Linked DNA regions of Homo sapiens: region 1 is linked to region 2. A link is a contact called in ENCODE Hi-C or POLR2A ChIA-PET data. All regions are on one chromosome and are shown on one strand. The core of a region is the stretch at or near the end of the contact, and the rest is flanking DNA. Distances in the headings are between cores, read along the strand shown. Region 1 overlaps APBA2 (amyloid beta precursor protein binding family A member 2). Region 2 overlaps APBA2 (amyloid beta precursor protein binding family A member 2).

Region 1 (7,406 bases), core at 3,037-5,536, 83 kb after region 2:
TGATGCATGATGAATTGAATCAGTGAATTGATTAAATTGTTGGCCATGTGGTTGAGCTCAATATCTAGCCTTCCCAGAAGTCAGGCTGGTAGCCCGTGTCTCCTGTCTCAAAGCCCCAACCCTCTAGTAGCTAGTTGGCCTCTCTGGCATCACCAACCTCCATCCTGAGTCATCTCTTTTGCATAAACTTTGGAACGCACCACGAATAACAAGGACACTCCTATCACTTGGAGATTCCAAGGATGTAGAGGCTCCCTCCAAGGTACCAGAAGGCCAGCCAAGTTCTTTATTACACACCAACTGATTGCCATGACTTAGTGGTTAATAAAGAGTGGGGCTTGGGGTTCCTTTAGATTTCAGGCCTGACACAACCCCTTGGATATAGACTACATGAAATGAAAGTGTTAGGAAGGGTGTATGCATGCTATTTGTTTACTTTGAAGAGTGACACTTGGAACCAATGTCAGTTTTACAGGCTGCCCTGACTTGCTGGGGCACAGACTGTGAAGTGCATATTCAGAATGAATGAAGTGTTACCCTACAGCAGTGGCTCTCAGACTTGCAGGCATCAGAATCCCCTGGAGATCTTTTAACATGCAGACTTCAGGGTCCTGCCCCTGAGTTTTCATTGGTCTGGGGGAGGGCCCAAGAGTTTCTGTGTTTGTGGAGTTCCCAGGTGACACTGATGCTGCTGGCCCAGGGACCACACTTCAAGAAGCCCTGGAATAGACTCTGTGGTGGGTGTTTGAACTTTGGATTCTTGGCCATAGGTTTTTACATTACAATGACAGAATGGGAAGTTTGGCAGGAATAAAGATGACTTCCACCCACAGGCTCCCGGGGAGGTCCTTCTTCCCTGGGCCCTGGCCTGGTGTCTCTGTCTAGCAGCTAGCTAGCATTCAGGTCCCAGGTCTCACATTTTGGCTGGACTTTAATGGCAATTGATGGGCAAGTGCAGGCTGTTCTTGCAGGGGAGGGAGTGCTGCCTCTGCTTGGGCTGCTAGGCTTGGGGCCTGGTCACCTGGGGCCACTGCCCTTCCTTCAGTCTTGCCAGACAGGCAGAGGAGTAAGGGCTTGCTACCGGGGCAGAGAACATCGAATGATTGCAATCGTGGGGTCATTAGGATTAATTAGTAAATAGCCATCAGATCTTAAAAAATAGATTCAGGAACAGCCTGGGAGGGCATTTGGGTGTGGTTTCCCAGTTTGAGGGGAAAGCATGAATCGACTACTATCTCAGGTAGGGCTCTGGTGCTGGGACCCTGCTCAGGCCAGTTAAGTGACAGTGGATGTGGCCTGGAAATCCTGTTTCTCTCATGTTCAGTGAGGGTGGAATTAGGGGTGTGTGTGGGGACCTTGGGGGCGCCATGTGATGATTAACTGTAGTCTGTCTCAGTTGTGGAAGCTGCTAATGTGTTTTTCTGGGACATCATCATGGGATTTTTATTATTGATTTCAGCAGGGAGACTGCTGGCTCATTATGTGACAAGAAATCGATGTGGTGTTCCACGTTCGAAGCAGGGGTTCTCCGTGACGTGCGGGCCCTGGACCAGCAGCCTCAGCATCCCCTGGGCATGTGTGAGCAGTGCACACTCCCAGCCTCCCCCTGACCTGCTGAGCCAGAAGCTCTAGGGCTGGGAGCCAGAAGCCCCGCAGGTGGCTCTGCTGCATGGGAAGGAACTGTTGGGATGCAAAGCAGGCCAGAGAGGACAGGAGCAGACAAAGATCTGAAGCTGAATATGGACCCCTCAGGGTGCCAGCTGTCACCCCGGAGCGCCCCCCTACCTGGGGAAGCTTTGGCAACCTTCCTGGTTGCAAGCCAAGGCCCAGGGACTCCACCGCTGGTGACCCCCTTACCTGGCCCTGGCTGTGCCCTTTGGCTCAGGGCTGGGCCCGGGAGGCTGGAGAGGTGCCAGGGTTCATTGCCAGAGGCTGCCTTGCCCCTCCCTTGTGTCCTTGTAGGCAGAGCCCTCACCCCCCTATGCTTTCCCGCCACCCACCAGCCACACCTCCTTGCCCAGGCCTCAGTGCCTGACAGATGGCCTGAATACATATATATATATTTTTTGTCTTAAAAAACTATTTTTTTTAACATATCTACAGACTCTCCCCTTACCAGGTATTTCTTGGGGAAGAAAATGTTGCTTAGTAGACAAATGTCCCCAGGTCTCCTTCAGGGAGGATGAGCATCACCTGCATTGAGGAAGGGGTGCTTCAGCAGAGATGCTCACTTCAAAGCGAGCCTCACTAGTAGCCACAGGGTGCACAGCTAGGATGGGAGGCAGTGCTGCTGAGCCAAGGGGTGGTGGGAGCAGCTCTGGAGAAACCTGGTCGGGTGGTGGGTGAAGCTGCCTCCACCCCAGCAAGCGATATGGGGCCTCCCCACTGGACTGGGGAACTGTGTATGAGGGTTTGGGGTGCAGAGACCTCAGGTGGCCTTCAAAGGAGGGGTGGCCAGAGGCCCAGCAGGTGACTCCCACACCTCTTTTACATCATCTCCTGCTGAACACCCCAGAGTTCCCTGCTTCTTACAGTGGTAACATTTGTTTAGGAGTTGTGCAGTAAGTAGACCAGGCATGGTGGTTCATGCCTGAAATCCCAACATTTTGGGAGGCTGAGGCAGGCAGATTGCTTGAGTCCAAGACTTTGAGACCAGCCCGGGCAACATGGTGAGACCCTGTTTCTATAAAAAATACAAAAATTAGCCAGGCAAGGTGGTGTGTACCTGTCATCTCAGCTATTTTGGAGGCTAAGGTAGGAGGATTGCTTGAACCTGGGAGGTGGAGGTTGCAGTGAGCTGAGATCACACCAGTCCACTCCAGCCTGGATAACAGAGAGAGACCCTGTCTCCAAAAAAAAAAAGAGAAAGTTTTGCATAAATAAAGTTAAATTATTTAAAATAAAATTATTTAAAATAAAAGTTAAATTGTTTAAAATAAGCTAGGAGAAACTTGCTACTTAAAGACATCTTTTGGGAGAATTTTTATTCAGAAGATAATCATTTATCAAAGTGATTGAGTAACCTGTAATTTATCCAGTGGAGTTTAATTTAAGCATTTGAATTTCATGTTTACCCTTTTAGCAGCTATCATTGAACCCGTCTTGGTAGCTCCAAAGCACACTTAAATATGAGATGCAGCCCCTGCCTCCATTGGCTTATGGACTGGGTGGGTGTGTAGCCACCGTGTACAGAAAGTTAAAGATGGTTCTAGGGACCAGGCAAACAGCCTGGGGTGAGTTACCAGAAGGATGATGTGAATCATCGTGTGAGATTACAGGTTGCCCATCACCATGGCCAGTGCCTCTGAGGGTTTGTTGGGATTAGAGGGGCAGCTTCCAGGCCTTTCAGGAGAGGAGGGTCTTTACATGTCTTTTGTGGGTGAGGACCTGAGGCAAGCAGAGAGAGACAGCCAGAGTTACGTGGGGCTGGAAGAAATCAGGCCAGAGTGACTGGGACCCTTGACTCTCCTTGTTAGAGGGTGTGTTTGTCCATTTTGTCCTCTTATAACGTAGTACCACAGACTGGGTAATTTATAAAGAAAAGAAGTTTATTGGCTCAAAGTTCTGGAGGTTGGGAAGTCCAAGAGCATGGTGCCAGCATCTGGTGAGGGCCTTTGTGCTGCCTCATAACATGGTGGAAGGCATCACATGGCAAAGAGACAGAGAGACAAGATAGGGGCTAAACTTAACCTCTTATGAGGAGCCCTCTCCCTGGGTAATGGCATTAATCCATTCCTGACGGCAGAGTCCTCATGGCCTAATCACCTCTTCAGCATACTGTCTCTTAATACTGTTATAATGGCAATCAAATTTCCACATGAGTATTGGCAGGGACTTCTGAACCATAGCAGAGGGACTGCCTTCCCCATGGATCCTGGTGTCCTGCACCCTGGGCCCAGTCCACTCTCTGGCTGGCACCTCTGGTTTTGCCCCCCAGGACTCTGTAAGCTCTAGCCAAGGCAGCTGGTGCTGTGCTTGCCAGCTCTGTGCTTTGACAACAACTTCTGCCTTCCCCACACTGTCTGAACTCCAGGGTCTCCTCTTCGTTTTGGTGTTGGGGGACTCTGGCTCACCACAGAGCTCCTCTCCAGGCACGTCCCTCCACAGCACCTGGGAAATCCCCTTTTCTGGCTCCAAGTGACCTATCTTCCGAGGGCTACTTGGGAATTCACAGAACCTCAGCTATGGAGAAGCTCAGAGGATTGGGGGATTGAAACCGTAGGTCATCCTTGAATGGTTAGCTTTTGAAAATAATTGTGCATTTTTCCGTGGTATGGGTTGGTTTCCTGTCCTGTCTCCACAGTGCTGAACCAAATCAGCAACGCTGCACTTTGCAACTCTGACAGTTGAGCTTCCTGGTCCTGCGATTAGAGCCCTCAAGATAGTACTGAAGCATTAGGTGAACGGTGGGGACAGAAGCCCAGACTCTGTCTGGAGTAGGGGCCCTGGAGGGACACACACCCACTTCCTATTTGGCTCTGTCCTATATGCAGGCATTTTTTTTTTTTTTTTTTTTTTTTCTGAGACGAAGTCTCACTCTGTTGCCCAAGCTGGAGTGCAGTGAGGCCATCTTGGCTCGCTGCAACCTCCACCTCCTGGGTTCAAATGATTCTCTTGCCTCAGCCTCCCGAGTAGCTGGGATTACAGGTGTGCGCCACCACACCTGGCTGATTTTTGTATGTTTAGTAGAGACAGGATTTCACTATGTTGGCCAGGCTGGTCTCAAACTCCTGACCTCATGATCTGCCCGCCTTGGCCTCCCAAAGTGCTGGGATTACAGGTGTGAGCCACTACGCCTGGCGCATGCATTTTTTAGAAGGACCTTGAGATGATTTACTATTGTTGATCAAGGAAGAAGATGAAGCGGGGAGATATGCTGCCTTGAAAGTGTCCTTTGAGCATGCAGCCTTATTTCAGCTGTATGTCAGGGTGTGTGTGTGTGTGTGTGTGTGTGTGTGTGTGTGTGTGTGTGTGTGTGTGTGTGTGTATCAGGGTTGCTGCTGAGGAGTTGCATTGCTTCCCTAAGGCCCACCAGGGAGATTCCTGTGAGGGGGTCAGACAGGGCCTTTGAAGTTTTATGTGTTATTAAAGAAGGTCGTATCTTATTACCACAAAGACCTGGGATATCTGCAGCAGGGAGTGGTAGAGGAGAGGCTGTCAGGCCAGCCCTTAACAGCGTAACTCTCTCATTCCTTCCTCAGTTCCTCCTTATCCTCCTGGCATCCAGCTCCCCATCAGAAACTGTGAATCCTAAGATATGATGGGACCATGGACCCTTCACATTTTTGTCATATTCATTATAGTGGTTCTCAGCCTTGGCTGCATGTCAGCCACCCAGAGTGTCCAAATTCTCCTCACCCAGAAATTCTGACCTCATGGAGCTGGGGCAGGATCCAGGAATTGATATTTTTTAAACCTCCTCAGGTTGATTCTAGCATCCAACCGGGGTTTAGGCCCGAGGACCACAGCCTGCCAGTTTTCGTGTGGCGTGACCTTTCCTGCCGATGATAATGCTGATGATGTCAAGCCTAGCTGAACGCTGATGGGCAGTGTCTGATTAATCGAATGAAGTAAAAATAAACAGGTTTTAACTTAATGTACCTCCCCAAATCTGTAAAGAGATCCATGGATGACATCAGTGCTGTCCAGGATGGAGTAAGCCCACTATCGTCCATTCCACTCACGGATTAGAACTCAAAACTCTGAACAGAATGAAAAGCAACCCCATCGGGAAGGGGGTTGGAGCTTGAATGCGCAGCACATTAGAATAGAGTTTCTGTGGTTGGGTTTTTTTCCCTCCTTTGATCTGAGTGCTGACTGATTTGGGAAATAGCACAGTGGGCAGAGGCAGCAAAACTCTGTGAGAAACCCATCTTTGTGGCCAGAGGGTTGAAAAGAGGAACGCTGCAAGCTGAAGATTAGGAGGGATCACTGTTTTGTTTTGTCTTTTCCTCTCTCCTGGCCCTGCCAGACCCAGAGCAGTAGCACCTACTACCCTGAGAGAAAATCCAACTCTCTGGTTGGAGGAACCGGTTGTTGCATAAAGGTGGTGGGAAGAATCCCCATTTTTTTCTCTTTCTCATTCTGCTTTGCCCTCAGCAGGGGCTGCAGTTGCAAGAAACTGTGAAAGAGTGTGATGTGTTAGGCTAAAACTCTGGGAGAGCCCCAACTTTATGGGCAGAGGAACCAGGAAAAGGTGCATCTGGTAGTAGCGGAATATGGAAGAAATCTTGGAGAGGGGAAATCTGGAAAAGAGGGTTTATTTATGTTTCTGAACCAACTCCATGTATGGGATATACCCAGAGAACCATAGCAAAGGCTTTGGATTTAAGCTGCAATAGAAACCGTGGCCCGGGTCCCAGACTTAATCCCTGAATAGCTCGTGCTTGAAGCCAACTCACAGAGCACAGCAAAGGGTTTTGAAACCGCACTGACGTTAACTCCATCCCCTAACGAAGGGGAACCAGAGCTTGTGTTCTCAACCTGAGTGGATTTATCGTCTGATGAAGCAGACACATGAAAATCAACATTCTCTACATTCTCAACATTCTCTCTCATTCAACATTTTTAATCAGGGTTAAAATGTACATATTAAAGCGATCTGGGATGCAATCTACAATTATTTGGGATACAAAGAAGCAAAAAAATCTGACTAATTCTTCAGTCAATCAATTAAAAATATTTTTTAAATGACCCAGTTCTCAAGGGAAAAGGCAATTAACAAATGTCAACCCTGAGATGACATAGATGTTGAAATTATCAAAGACTTTAAAGTGACTGTTATAACCATGTTCCATGAGGTAAAAGATGGACAGTTCTGAAATTAACAGAAACATAGAAATTCGCAGCAGGGCAATATGAAAAAAAAAAGAAAAAAATAGGAATTTTAGAATGAAGTAAAAATATTACTGGATGAGTTCAAAAGCAAATGTATATGACAGAAGAAAGAATCTAAGTTAGCTCTAAGTAGATCAATAGAAATTATCCTGAATAAAAGAAAAATGAGTTTAAGAAATGAGTAGGCCAGGTGTGATGGCTCATGCCTGTAGTCTCAGCACTTTGGGAGGCCAAGGTGGGAGGATCATTGAGCCAGGAGTTTAAGATCGGCATGGGCAATATGGTAAGACCTCTTCTCTACTAAATAAATAAGTAAATAAATAAAATTTTGCTGAGCCTGGTGGCACACACCTGTAGTGCCATCTACTCAGAAGGCTGAGGCAGGAGGATCACTTGATCCCCAGAGGTTGAGGCTGCAGTGAGCCATATTTGTGCCACTTTACTCCAGCCTGGGTGACAGAGCAAGACCCTGTCTCAGAAAAAAAAAAAAAAAAGCAATTATTAAAAAAAGGTATCATTTACAATAGCATCCCCCCAAAAAAGAAAGAACTACATATAAATAAGAAAAT
Region 2 (7,466 bases), core at 2,353-4,852:
CCCGCCTCAGCCTCCCTAGTAGCTGGGACTACAGGCGTGTGCCACCACACCCAGCTAATTTTTGTACTTTTAGTAGACAGAGTTTCACCATGTTGGCCAGGATGGTCTTGATCTCTTGACCTCATGATCCATCCGCCTTGGCCTCCCAAAGTGCTGGGATTACAGGCGTGAGCCCACTGCACTCAGCCTTTTTTTTTTTTTTTTTTTTTTTTTTAAGACAGAGTCTCCCTCTGTTGCTCAAGCTGGAGTGAATGGCACAATCTTGTCTCACTGTAATCTCCACCTCATGGGTTCAAGGGATTCTCTTGCCTCAGCCTCCTGAGTAGCTGGGATTATAGGCATGCACCACCACGCCTGGCTAATTTTTGTGTCCCATAGCTTTTTTTTGAATGCACGACCCCATCTGGCGGCGAAGCCCTGGACCTAGCCTTCTGATCACTCATGGGAACCATGACCACGTGTCACATAGTAGAAAGGAAAACTTGGACAACTTACTGTGTAGACAGGAGCAGCAACAACAAAAAAGACTTGGAAGGCTTAAAGAATATTTTCCAAGTATACACAAATACAGAGAATAATAAGAGGAATGACTTTGAGAGCCTGAGGCAGGAGGATTGCTTGAGCCCAGGAGTTCAAGAACAGTCTGGGTAGCATAGAGTGACCTTGTCTCTACAAAAAAATTAAAAAAAAAAGCCAGGTGTGGTGACGCGCACCAGTGGTCCCACCTCCGTGGGAGGCAGAGGCAAGAGGATCACTTGAGCCTGGGAAGTTGAGGCTGCAGTGAGCCATGATTATACCACTGCATTCCATCCTGGCTAACAGACCAAGACTCTGTTTAAGAAAAAAGGAGTATCTGGGGTACCTGCTATCCAGTTTAAGACATGTACAAATATGATTCAGCCTTCCATGAGCATGCCTCCCCAGCCACCCCTGTGAAACCCAGTAAATTGAATTTACTGTTTGTTTTTTGGAGGCATGTTTTATTTTTACACTGCATGTATGCCTAAATGATATATCCCATTGTTATGATATTTTCAAACTTTGTAGAAATGATACCTTACTGTGTTCCTACAACTTGAATTTTCATTAACTGAGACATTTTACATGTATTTATCTTCTTAGCAATCCTGAGAAAAGCAAGAGTCACTATCTCCATTGTATAGATAGAGAAACTGATAATGTAGAGCAATGATGTGATTTTTGCTAATTTCAAGCAGCTAATGGAGATCGACTCACATTTGTACCTTCAGAGCCCTAGTCCATGCTCTTTGTATGACATAAATGTCAAGATTCATCAGGAAAAGGAAGAACAGGCGGGTCTTGTTGGTTACTCTGTGACCCTGTTGCTTCCCTGGGACCTGGAAGTCCTGGTGTCTCCCTTAGCCTGGAATCCCAGTCTCCATCTGGGTTTTGCAGGCTCCAGGAGTTTTGATGAAATGAGGACCCATATGGCTGGTTGAGACTCCCACCCCCTCATCACTCCCTACCAGCGTTTGTGCAGAATCCTCCTCTCCTCCCGAGTTGGAAATAATGTATAGTTGGCTCAAAAGTCAGCCCCTCCTTATTTTAGCACCAGATGCTGCCTCTCAGCTTCACGCTGCCCTCCAGCAGCATTGCCTGTGGTCCATGGGATCTTGGCCTTCACACTCAGCATTGAAACAGCTGCCTTCCGCTCCCATCATAGGAAAGAGAACAGAAGTCTCTTGCTCCCACTCCCCCCGCCCCACCCCCTGCTGCTGGCCTATTTCTGTGCTTTGTTTTGCTGTAGAACTTCTGGAAAGAGTTGTCTGCAGTGGCTTTCTCCATTTCCTCCCTTCCCGTTCTCTCTTATACCCGCTCCAGTCGGACTTTTGCCCCTTCCACAGACACCTCTCCTGACACTTTTGACCCCATCACTTAGAGATCAAGATCTGTAAGACTCCAAGTCTCCAGATCCAGTGGTCAGCTCTCGGTCCCTTCCCATGTGACTGACCAGCAGTGTTTGCCACAGTCGTCCCCTCTAGGAAACACCTTCTTCCCTTGGCTTGTGGGGCACTCTGTGCTTGGGATTTTCTTCCTGCTTCACTGGACTTTGCTCAGTCCCCTTACTGACCCGTGAGTGTCAGAGTGTCCCTGCGGTCAGTCCATGCCCCTCTTCTCCGCTCGGTCCACACTCCCACCATGGTTGACCTCATTCCGACTTGTGGCACAAGGAGCTCACATTTATCTTTTAGCTCTGATTTCTCTTCTGACCTCCAGACTGTACACCCTGTTGCTCACCCAGCGCTTTCCCTTAGAGTTCTAATTGACGTCCCCACACAACAGGCACCAAGCTGTCCCTGGCCATCTCAACCCCAATCTCCACATCTCAGTAAATGGCAGCTCCATGCTTCCGGACACCTAGACCATAGACTTGGAGCCAACCTTGACTCCTGTCTCTCTTAAACCCCACATGGAATCTGTTCCGTAAGCTGCCCATGGTCACACCGGCACCGCTGCCGTGCGATGAGAGCCTGTCATCTCCTTGCTAGATTGCTGTGCCAGTTTCCTGATGGTTCCTGTTTCCACACTGACTGCATACCTTCCCACCCAAGTCTGTGTCTGCTCAGCAGCTGGTTTATTGCATACAAACTTAAATGAGAATGCTCCTCCGACCAGAGCTCTCCGTTCCCTGGCCATCCCATTAAGAGTAAATGCTGGAAGCCCCTCCTCAACTGACTTTATTTCTTAAAACTCTATCCTGCAAAATCCTGCCTGGCTAATAACTTTATCACCTTCTTCGTGTTGGTTCCAACGTTCCCTTCTGCAGGTGGCTTCTGCGGACTTTGGTACTGGCCCACATCCCTGAGCTGGTAACCCCCCACCATGCACAGGCACCCCCACATTAATTCTGTAGCTTATTTGTTTATTGTTGTCTGTGCCACTCCAGACAGGAAGCCTGTGGGGGTTGGGGGCTTGGTCTGCCTTCTTCAGCCCTGGGCTCACAGTCCTGACATCTTCTTGAAGACGGCGCTCACGGTCAGGCTGCAGCAAATTCACAGTTGACATCTAGGAGTGAGGGCCTCCTGCCATGCTGCACTCTGGCCTCTCACCTGCCTCCTGCTAGTCCTGGGCACACCTGGAGGACAATCAGGGAATTTCTTTCCCCATCTGCTTTGGCATCCTCCAAACCTGGGAACCTTTCTAACACCTGACTGCTTGGTGACCATGTGTGTGCTCTGTGGATTTCTGTCCAGGAGGGTCCCTCACTCTGGCCCTCAGGGCCATGTGCATGTGGACACCGACTGGTAGGGTTGGTTTCCTATGCAGAGAGCAGGGCCAGAGGCATAGCCGGCCCACCCCCAGCCCCATTGCTCACGGTTCACCCAGTCCCCTGGCCTTTCCGACGCTGTGCGCATCTGTATTTGTTGCAGTGAACAGAGCCTAGAATTATAGGACTTTGTCAGACAGTTTGATTTTCAACCCCGTAAAAAATACATTTTACTTAACCACCTAGGATACCTCTACATTATAGACCTCAAGCAGAAGTTTCAGGAGACAGTTTCTTACTCTCATTAGAGGTGATGCGTTTTGTGTGGTCTTCGGTTTCATTGCCCCATAAACTCACTTGGCGATCTGCCTGTGGGTCCCCAGCAGTCTGTAAGCCACAGCTTTCTCAACCGTACTTCCTGTTCTGGAGGAGAAACCTGAGCTGCAAAGAGCTAAGGGTCTTGCTAAGGTCATACCAGTGAATTCACCAAACAGCCAGTACTGGAACCCTGTCCTCTGATTCCCATCCTGTGGCTTTTTTAGGCTTGTGTAATCAATTTTAATGATTGTACCATTGTAGCTTATTTAAATTACCCCAGGAGGAACATCAGCTCTGTTCAAGAAATGTTATTGTAGTTGCTCACCTGCTTTGTTCAGGGAAATGCATCTTTTGTGGGATTTCTTCTGAGTAATTAAGAGGGTCTAAGAAGCCAGTTTTATAGTCATTTATTTAACTGTAGAGAACAATGAAGTTAAACACAAAAGCTGGTTCCATCTGCAGGAACATATGAGTGATTTGCATTAGAAAGGGTGTTCATCAAAGCTCCTCCCAGGTGCCTAGGGAGGCATGGGGGGCCTTGGTGGGTTCCCTGAGGGTCGGGCCAAGGCCTTGGGCCAGGGAGCACAGTTCCATTGCACTGGGTGTGTTGGGGCAGAACCTTGTGCTTGGAGGTAGGTGTTGCTTCTGGCCCTCGGTTGCTTGCTCCTGCAGGCAGGGCCGTGGACCCGTAGCTCAGCAACCATGGAGGAGCTGTGAGAAATGCACAGTCTCAGGCCCCACCCTGGCTCTGCTGACTTGGAACCTGCATGTTAACGAGACTGGGGGTTTGTATGCACATCACATCCGGTCCAGCTCTGGCCTGAGGACTCCGGTCTGTGGTTTCTAGTTTTTATCATCCAGCTGGTCATCCTCAGCAGTAGAGAATGTGGTTGGTTACCATGTGCAGGGCAGCCTGCTATGTGCTGTGGTAACAGAAGGGTGGGGCAGAGCCCTCCTAGCCCTCCCAGCCCTCTGGGGCTTGCTGTCTCTAGGGCAGGCAGGGGCTGGCATATGCAGTTGTACACCATGGTGTTTTACAAAGCACGAGTGCCATGGACCCCATGGGTGGGCTGGATTGAGATGCAAGGAGGGAAAACAGATGGGGTGGGGTCCCAAGCAGGAGGAACTGCATGAGGAAAGGCGTGGAGGCTGGACAGATGCAGAGGCAGTCAGGGAATAGCCAGTGTCAGAATGGAGCAGGCGACAGCCGGGTTTTGGAGGCTTTCAGTCCCACGTTTAGATATTTGGACTTTATCCAGTGGGTCATGGAAGCTACTATAAACTTTTTAAAATTAAATACTATTTTATTTAAAAAATTGTGTAAAATACACATAACATAGGATTCACCTTCTGGAACCATGTTTAAGTGTAGAGCTCAGTCGCATTAAGTACATTTACACGGTTGTGCAACCATCACCCCATCCACCTCCAGAGCTCTCCTCACCCTGCAAAACTGAAACTCTGTCCCCATTAAACACTTAACTCCCATTCCTCCTCCCCTCACCCCCTGGCACCCACCATTGTACTTTCTGTCTATGATTTTGACGACTTCAGGTGCCTCGTATGAGAGCAATTGTATAGGATTTATATTTTGTGACTGGCATATTTCACTCTCAACGTCCTCACGGTGCACACACGTCGTAGTGTAGCACGTGTCACAGTCTCCTTGTCTGTTAAGGTCGAGGAATACTTCCTTGTATGAATAGACCACATTTTGTTGATCGTTCATCTGGTGAAGGATGCTTGGGTTGCTTTTACCTCTTGGCTGTTGTGAATCATGCTGCTGTGAACATGGGGGTACAATCTCTTTGAGCTCTTGTTTTCTTTTTCTTTTTTTTTCTTTTTCTTTTGAGATGGAGTCTCGTTCTGTCACCCAGGCTGGAGTGCAGTGGTGCAATCTCAGCTCACTGCAAGCTCCGCCTCCCGGGTTCACGCCATTCTCCTGCCTCAGCCTCCCGAGTAGCTGGGACTACAGGCGCCCGCCACCGTGCCTGGCTAATTTTTTTAAGTATTTTTAGTAGAGACGGGGTTTCACTGTGTTAGCCACGATGGTCTCAATCTCCTGACCTCGTGATCCGCCCGCCTCGGCCTCCCAAAGTGCTGGGATTGATTACAGGCGTGAGCTACTGCGCCCGGCCTGAGCTCTTGTTTTCACTTCCTTCGGGCATACCCCCAGAAGTGGAGTCATTCCTAGATCATATGGTGATTCTATTTTTAATGTTTTAAGGATAGCATTTTCCAAAGGGGCTGCACACCATTTTACATTCCTACCCACCGTGTACAAGGGTTCCAGTTTTCTCCACATCCTCACCAACACTTGTTATTTTCTGGTTTTTCAATCGTGGCCACCCTGATGGGAGTGGGGTAGCAGCTCTCTGTGGTTTGGATGGCGTTTTCCTGATGCACGATGGTGTGGAGCACCTCTCCTGTGTGGGAGCACTGTGGCCTGGTGAGCAGGGGCTCTGTGGTGGGGAGGCGCGTGCCGAGGGCTGTAGGAGAGGGCGACGGGTGGTGCTGTGCATCAGGTTCGGGGTGATGGGAACGCTGTCTCTTGCACCTGCACATCAGGCCTCCCCCATGCTACTTTGGTGGCTTCTGTGGGAGCACAATATGTCCAGGGTGCCATCCCCAAGGCAGAAGGGAGCACCATCTGGTTTGATGTGTGGCCTGTACTTCACCAAGCCCACCACATTTGGCCTATGACTGTGTCCTGCTGCGACTGGGTTGAAGTCAGAGGAGCCGAGACAGGCGGGGGAGCATTTGGAGGACGTGTCCCTTGCTGTGGTGTCTTTGCAGAAGTGGCCAGCACTTGCACTGCCCAGTAGTATTTTCGATGCTCCTGGGAACATGAGAGGATTGCACTCTCTGCTTTCTCAAAGTTAGATAAGACCATGTGCCTTGCTTCAGCCAATGACATGTAAGCAGAAGTGACTTGTGGGTAGAAGCTGGAAGGGACTTTCTATGCTGTCCTTTCTCCAGTCACATCGGTCCTAGAAGCACATGCCTAGGAGGAGGGGCCATAATAGCAACGTGGCTGTTATTTGCTTTGGACTCACAGTGGACTTTGAGTGAGCAAGACAGAAACCATTACTGGGCCCAGGCCCTGTGGCGTGGGAGCTGTTTGTTGTCACAGCACAGCCTAGCCTGTCCTCACTGATCCAGGAGGAACCTGAAAAGTATTTTAAGTGCACAGATAGGTGAAGATGAAAGTGTAGCGTTTTGGGATAATTCTGCATGCTTCTTAGTATCTCCAGCAGTTTCGAGATTTGGCGAAGGGGCTGAACTTTTCTGTAGGTAAATCTCTTGCTGAAGAGTTCATTATCAGCTGGTAATGGCTTCATTTTGTCAGCGGCACAGAGCTCTGGCTTGTGCGTGTCTGAGGCCTGTCCCCACTGGGGCAGGGAGGTAATGAGAACTCATGAACCCTGCATCTCTGCCTGGCTTTAACAGCCTCTGTGTTTTCCAGTGCTTATCAAATCCAGAGCTGTTTACATTTCAGGAGACAACTTCAGACTCTGTGGACCTCATTATACTTCCAAAGCAGGAGGGTCGTTGTTTTTAAGCATTATTCCCAACTTTTTTTTTTTTGACTGCAGAAATGCCTTTTTAATATCAGAAAATTTCCAAGTTTTCCTTACTTGGCTATAGTCTTGTTTTTAGTACTGCTTTGGTGGTTCAGTAACTATTCATTAAACAAATCTCTTCATTTTAAGTTTATTTCTTCTATAGGGCTCTTCTCTTCTCTTCTGTTCTCTTCTCTTCTTTTTGATACAGAATCTCCCTCTGTCGCCAGGCTGGAGTGCAGTGGTGCGACCTTGGTTCACTGCAACCTCCACCTCCTGGGTTAAAGCTATTCTCCTGCCTCAGTCTCCCGAGTAGCTGGGACTGCAGGTGCATGCCGCCATGCCCAGCTAATTTT

Evidence for each region. Hi-C counts contacts between places; a loop is a spot of excess contacts on that map. ChIA-PET counts read pairs that join two places held with the same protein, here RNA polymerase II (POLR2A). Pooled maps may share reads with other maps.
Region 1: a loop to region 2 is called in a pooled map, with 1.9 times the contacts of the local background. The contact joins two enhancer-like sites. A Hi-C loop is called at or near these places in 3 of 50 pooled maps. POLR2A ChIA-PET finds 5 or more read pairs at or near these places in 4 of 52 experiments (CD4-positive, alpha-beta T cell, H1, activated naive CD4-positive, alpha-beta T cell and 1 more).

Annotation. Positions count from the first base shown.
Region 1 is chr15:29,034,170-29,041,575 of GRCh38, forward strand. The region is part of intron 3 of APBA2 (amyloid beta precursor protein binding family A member 2); the gene reads left to right. Among named protein-coding and RNA genes, the nearest start is that of APBA2, 150 kb to the left of the region's middle. Within about 2 kb of position 4,287, at least 3 of the 41 ENCODE cell types and tissues checked have a DNase peak (open chromatin) inside an H3K27ac peak, as active enhancers do.
Region 2 is chr15:28,951,694-28,959,159 of GRCh38, forward strand. The region is part of intron 2 of APBA2 (amyloid beta precursor protein binding family A member 2); the gene reads left to right. Among named protein-coding and RNA genes, the nearest start is that of APBA2, 69 kb to the left of the region's middle. RefSeq lists enhancers at 2,691-3,192, 3,193-3,692, 3,705-4,218. Within about 2 kb of position 3,603, at least 4 of the 41 ENCODE cell types and tissues checked have a DNase peak (open chromatin) inside an H3K27ac peak, as active enhancers do.